2 separate regions of the Homo sapiens genome follow, and region 2 is linked to region 1. A link is a contact called in ENCODE Hi-C or POLR2A ChIA-PET data. All regions are on one chromosome and are shown on one strand. Each heading gives the region's core, a stretch centred on a gene start or an enhancer-like site at or near the end of the contact. The rest is flanking DNA. Distances are from core to core; before and after follow the strand shown. Region 1 overlaps LOC124901435 (a long non-coding RNA gene). Region 2 has its middle 140 kb from the start of ESR1.

Region 1 (3,034 bases), core at 156-2,655:
TTTATGGTTTTCTTTTGGTTGTGATTGCATTTAAGGAAACCGGAAGAATTTGTGTTAAGGAAAGAATATGTTTCCCCAAAGTTCATATGTTGAAGTCCTAACCTAGATGTGATGGTATTTGAAGGTGGGGCCTTTTGAAGGTAATTAGGTTTAGAGGAAGTCGTTAGGAAGAGCCCACATGATGAAATTAGTGCCCTTATAGGAAGAGGAAGAGACTGGAGAGCTTGCGCTCTCTCTACTGTAAGGAGACAGCAAGAAGGCATCTATGTCTCTGCACGCCAGGAAGAGAGAGCACCAGAACCCAACCACGCTGGCACCTTGATTTTGGACTTCTAGTCTCCAGCACTGTAAGAAGAAAATTTCTGTTGTTTAAACCACCCATTTTATAGTATTTTGTTATGGCAGCCTGAGCTAAGACAGTAAGTAACCTAAAACACTTCCCTAAACACCTCTATAAACTTAACGCAAGTGCCGGTCATGTTTATGACACTTTGATTGTGTATGGTTGTAGCAATGTGAAAAATGCCAAACTTGTAAAATATGTGAAAAAGATCTGCAAAACGTTCATGCCTCTTTAAACACTTGACTCTTAATATTTGTTTTCAAATTTTTTCTCTTTTAGCAAAAATACACAAAATTAAGTAAAATACTAGGACTAAAAGGAACCCAATTCAATGTGATTCTTCACCCATGCAATCTGGTTACCCTCAGTGCAGAGGTTGAGCTGACATTTGTACCTACTGACAGGATATAATTTGTGACTTTGGGGAACATGGTTGCACACTTTTGAGAATCACTTTTTTAATGCTAATTAGCTTATTTAAATTTTTTTTTTATGGTTTCTTATATGTAAGCCAATATATAGTCCGCATGGTTCTGCTAATAGTCCTTAGAAGCTGGCAATGATGTCCTTCGCAGAGATGGTAGAATCCTCTGTGTGATTCTTTCAGAGTGTGTGATGAGTTACAGGAAAACGGCAGTTTCCAAAACAGTTCTGCAAACCACTTCATCGTAATCTTCATAATAGTCACCATTTATTTATGCACCAGAGACTGTGTTGAAAACTTTGTAAGCTTTATGTAATTTAATCTTCCCCTAACCATAATCTTAATGATAATAGTCACCATTTATTTATGCACCAGGGTGTGTTTGAGCACACTGTAAGCTCTATGTAATTGAATCTTCCCCTAACCCACCACTGGCTGGTCTGACCCTGCTGTGCTCTCTCTCTCCCATGCTATTCTGCCTCTTCTTTGGAGGGGCCCATTGTCAGGCCTGAAGCTGGGTATCTGACCAGGTTGTGCCCTGTCCTACACGGGAGTGGGAACTGCTCTGTACCTAGGCGTCTGCCACTGACTCAGAAGTCCAGGTGAGTTGGCTGAGGAGGAAAGACGCCTGCCAAACAGAGAGCTTTGTGTTTGTGGGAGTTCACTCCGACTTCCTGGTTTGGGGATCAGGCTGATTGGCTTCAATTGAATGTTAAAGCTGAATTTTTAAAGCCATGCCTCTTTCACTACAGTGGGGACCTCTATGCCATTCTGCATAGGAGTCTGATAACATGGGTATTAAGGGCATGGAATTTCTAGGTGTACTCACTGGCCTCTAATCTGAACCCCACTTTGGCTGTTTGCTTCTACCTCTGGGCATTGGTTCTCTCATCTAGAAAATGAAGGTTAACAATGGTCCTAATCTCCTATAGTTGGTCGGAGGGGTAAGTAAAATCATAGATATGAAAAGTTTAGTCCTGTGCCCAGCATATTATCAAATCAATATGTATAAGTTATTATTAATATTAATATGAGGCCCTTAATAGGTCCAATCATCATGTATTCATATTTAATGGCTTTATCTCTAGACTAAATCACTGTAATCAAATACTTATCTTTTCCTCCCTCTGGGATAGACTGTTGGATGGTCTTCAGTGAGTCATACCTTCCAGTATTGATGTCCTTTTGCAATCCTTCCCCAACCCACACTGACTCTGGGCTTGGCCAACTGACTGGCTTTGGGCAATGGGACATTGGCAAGTGTGCTGCAGGCAGAGGCTTGGTAAGCCCTTGCACACTGGGGCTTGCCCTGTGGAATGCAGATGCCATGCAAGAAGAGAAGACTGGGCTAGTCTTGAAGAGAGATCCTAAGACCACATGCAGTAAGAGGCTGGTCATCCCAGCATCCCACTGGAGCCCACCCCTGAGCCAATTTTTCAGCTGAATGCAACCACATAAGGGACTCCAGTTATGAACAGAACTGCCCAGTCGACCCACAGGATCATGACAAACAATGCATTATTGTTGTTTTAAGCCACTGACTTTTTGGGGTGGTTTGCTGCGTAGCAGTAGATGGCTGAAACACCCTCCATAAAATAGTGTGAGACATAACCTTATACCAAAATAAAAATTTAGCACGGATGCTATCATACCAATGGCAAATGAACAGTTGTGGGAAAACAGTAGAGCTTTCAATGAGCTCAAAGTAGCATATCTGCATCAGGGGCCCATGCCTTGTTGCCAGGAAGTCCATCAGAAGAAACCTAGGGAGTTTTCAGGAGTCCTGGCTGCTGGGAAAGCCAGCACTGCAGCTGTTGGCCTGTGGAAATGTGAAAAAAAGAAAGAAAGGAAGAAAAAAAAAACCCACAGGCACTCCAACCGCTTCACCACAATAATTGCAACTCTTATTTCTATTTGCCAGCAAAACTAGTGTTTACAAGAGAAAAACAAGACGAATTATATTTTTAGCAATAAATGTTTTATTTGGAAAATGTCAGTGCCAGTTGCACCCTAATGGTGTTTTTTTCCAAAACATGTGGTTAGTAAGAAGAGTGGAGTAGGGATTCAGGTTATTTTAAGAGAGCTCTGAGAGCTTGACTAGACAGTATTGAACCGGACTGTATTAGAAGGGATATGGGCCTGTTTGCACTGTAGCTGCAGAATATATCTGACATGAAGCATCTCCTTGCTTTGTGGGATGGCTTTGGTACATGCACCAGCACTGCTGTGTCCCACCGACTCAGCTTCCCTTTCCTGAATTGCTTTTT
Region 2 (3,034 bases), core at 245-2,744, 39 kb after region 1:
ATCTACATGGCTTCCTGCCTGATGCCAGGAACTTAAGATTTAACTCAAGAAGACAGGGATGTTGCTTGCAAAGACCCTGAAGATCTTGTCATCCAAACTGTGACTGCCTGGAGACTGTTTATACAGGATCTTGAACTGGGCTAGGAGAGTGCAATGGATGGTAGTCCCAGTCCTTGTTTGCAGGGAGAGGAAGACAGCGACAAAGCATTTCTATGGAAAGAAGGAGTTGCTCATAAGTCTACTATGGACATCAAAATATGCTGATGAGCCACAGCAAGTTCATTACAAAGGGATTTCAGATAGAAGCCTCCTCCTTCAGAGTGAGGAGGAAGAATCATCCAGGAAAGAGAGAAATTATGTGTATTTCATATATTGCTGTATGTACATATTAATCAGCCAGCAAATATTAAGTGCATTCATGGGCAAAATGCCAAAGAGATGAAGAGAAAAATCAGACTCCAAGGATCATATAATCTGATTGTGGAAGAAAGGCATATTCATCATGAAAATGTAGCAAAGATGTTAAGTGAGTGTCTTAGTCTATTCTGTGCTGCTATAAAAAATACCTGAGACTGGGTAATTTACAAAACAATTTATTTCTCGTGGTTCTGGTGACTAGGAAGTCCAAGATCAAGGCACCAGCAGATTGGTTGTCGGATGAAAGTTCAGTTTCTGCTTCATGCATGGTGCCTCCAGAGGACAGGAACACTGTGTCCTCATATGGCAGAAGGTAGAAGGGCAAAAGAGGAAAAACCCTTTTTTTTTCTTTTTTTTTGAGATAGAGTCTCGCTCTGTCACCCAGGCTGGAGTGCAGTGGCTCGATCTTGGCTCACTGCAAGCTCCGCCTCCTGGGTTCATGCCATTCTCCTGCCTCAGCCTCCTGAGTAGCTGGGACTACAGGTGCCCGCCCGCCACCATGCCTGGCTAATTTTTTGTATTTTTTAGTAGAGACGGGGTTTCACCGTGTTAGCCAGGATGGTCTTGATCTCCTGACCTCGTGATCTGCCTGCCTTGGCCTCCTAAAGTGTTGGGATTACAGGCGTGAGCCACTGCACCCGGCCAGAAAAACTCTATCAGTTCCCTTTATAAGGGCACCTAATTTCATTCATGAGGGAAGGGCCCTCATGCCTAATCACCTCTTAAAGCCCTGCCTGTTAATACTATCGCACTGGCAACTCCTGAGTTTTGGAGGGTGCACATTCAAACCATAGAAGTGGGATAAGCCAGACACTTGGGTTTCCTATGGGTCCTCTCCATTTGGTTTTCCTGTTAAAGATTTAAAAGAGCAGAAACACTACTTTATTAGAGAAAGGGCATTTGAACTTGGCCTTTGAACATGGCAGGATTTGGCCACTTAGAGATTGGGGGTGCCATTCCAGGTAGAGAGAAGAGCAAGGAGAATGGAGAGCACTTGGCATTTATGAGAATAGTGAGGGTTCATGTCAGGTTACATGAAGCTGACTCATGACAAATTAATTTGGAAAGGCAGGTTGTGACCAGGCTAAAGGCATCTGGACTTTGCTCTAGAGGAAATGTGAAACCATTGCAGATTTCTGAGCAAGCTGTTGGCCAGAGCCGTGCTTCGGGGCGACTCACAACAGTGGTAGGAAGCTCTTTGGGAGCTGGGAGAGAGAGAGAGAGAGAGAGAGAGAGAGAGAGAGAGAGAGATGGGAATCCAGGGGAGAACAGAACAAGTGAGAAAGCAGCTGCATTGCGGCCCAGGCTGGGGTTGCTGGTTTCTGGAAAGGGGGTAGTGTTGGGGGAGTGGGGAGAGGGGTTAAATGTGAGCTTCTGAGGAAGTACAGGAGGGGTGAATTCCACCATGGAGAAAGTATTCAATAACAAGCCTACAGAGAATTTGAGGAAGGTGGAGGAGTAAAGGACAATGATGTCCTCGAGAAACCTGCTCATGAAACCTGCTCAAGAAACCTGAGGAGGCAAAAGCCTGATTCTAAAGTGTGAGAGAGCAACAGCACAACCTGGGGAGGTGGGGTATCAAGTCCGAACCAAGGGTGAAGGGCAGGGACTCAGGTGCTGGAGTGTTTCAATGTGGATCTTGGGGTTGGCACTTGCTTGCTGAGTTACCTTGGGCAAGTTACTATGTGGTCTTAGTTTCTGTAAAATGGAGATCATGATGTAACCACTTGGTAGGGCTGTTGGAAGGATGGAAGGAGTTCAGAAACAGAAAGCTCCCAGCACAGAGCCTGGCCCGTAATAAACAGTCTATGTGTTTGCTATCACGAGGGTACTTTTAAAGAAATTTAGTGCAGATGAGTATAAATGAGACGTGGAGTGAGTAGCAGAATCAACACAAGGTTTTTCTTATAATGGATGAGAGATTGTAAAACACATTTGCATTGGGGAGAAGGACACATGGGAGAGGGAAGAAATGGAAGACACGGAAGATTTGTTGGAGGCAAATTTAGATCCACGACAAAAGTACGGGAGTAAGTGCATGGGGAAAACTTAGTATTGGAGGGAGGAAAAATGGCCTCACTTTGCACTTCGAATAACATCTACTTTCTTTACCTGGTCCTCCAAAGGCCACCAGGGCCAGCCTCTGGCCTGTTTCTTTAGCCGTAACTCCTCCATTCTCCCCCGCTGCCATTTGCACATCTTGCATTTTCTCAGAGCTGCCAAGATGGTCGTGGCCGGGCCTTCCTCTAGCTAGCCTATCTTCCTGCAGAGCCCTTCCCTCAGCTTCTTACTTGGCTGAATCTGTTGTCTTACCCAGCTCTCACTTTAAATTCCGAAGTCCTTCCCTGACCGTCAGGTCCAAAGTAGCCATTCAACATTCCTTACATTACCCGTTTTTCCATCTTTACATGGCATTGATCTTCACTTGGTGATTCCTTGTTTATTTATTTATTGGTGTACTGCCTGCCTCTCTTCACCAACGTATAAGCTTCATTACAGCAGAGACCTCTTGCCTGGTCATCACAGTATCCTTGGCTCCTGGCACATGGTAGGAGCCCAGTTAAACGTTTGTTGAATAAATAAATGAATACATCCTTCTGTAATATGTGAGAAAAGT

What was found. A loop is a pair of places that touch in the nucleus more often than their neighbours do. ChIA-PET counts read pairs that join two places held with the same protein, here RNA polymerase II (POLR2A). Pooled maps may share reads with other maps.
Region 2: a map of Calu3 shows a loop between it and region 1 (5-fold over the local background). The contact joins two enhancer-like sites. A Hi-C loop is called at or near these places in 3 of 168 maps with a recorded cell type or tissue (Caco-2, Calu3 and endothelial cell of hepatic sinusoid) and 1 of 50 pooled maps. POLR2A ChIA-PET finds 5 or more read pairs at or near these places in 2 of 52 experiments (HEK293T and HepG2).

The regions. Positions count from the first base shown.
Region 1 is chr6:151,628,614-151,631,647 of GRCh38, forward strand. LOC124901435 (a long non-coding RNA gene) reads left to right here. Exons shown (of 2, transcript XR_007059816.1): 1 at 1-1,369; 2 at 1,904-3,034. Among named protein-coding and RNA genes, the nearest start is that of CCDC170, 140 kb to the left of the region's middle. Within about 2 kb of position 1,406, at least 2 of the 41 ENCODE cell types and tissues checked have a DNase peak (open chromatin) inside an H3K27ac peak, as active enhancers do.
Region 2 is chr6:151,667,522-151,670,555 of GRCh38, forward strand. It overlaps a transcript of ESR1 not described here. Among named protein-coding and RNA genes, the nearest start is that of ESR1, 140 kb to the right of the region's middle. Within about 2 kb of position 1,495, at least 6 of the 41 ENCODE cell types and tissues checked have a DNase peak (open chromatin) inside an H3K27ac peak, as active enhancers do.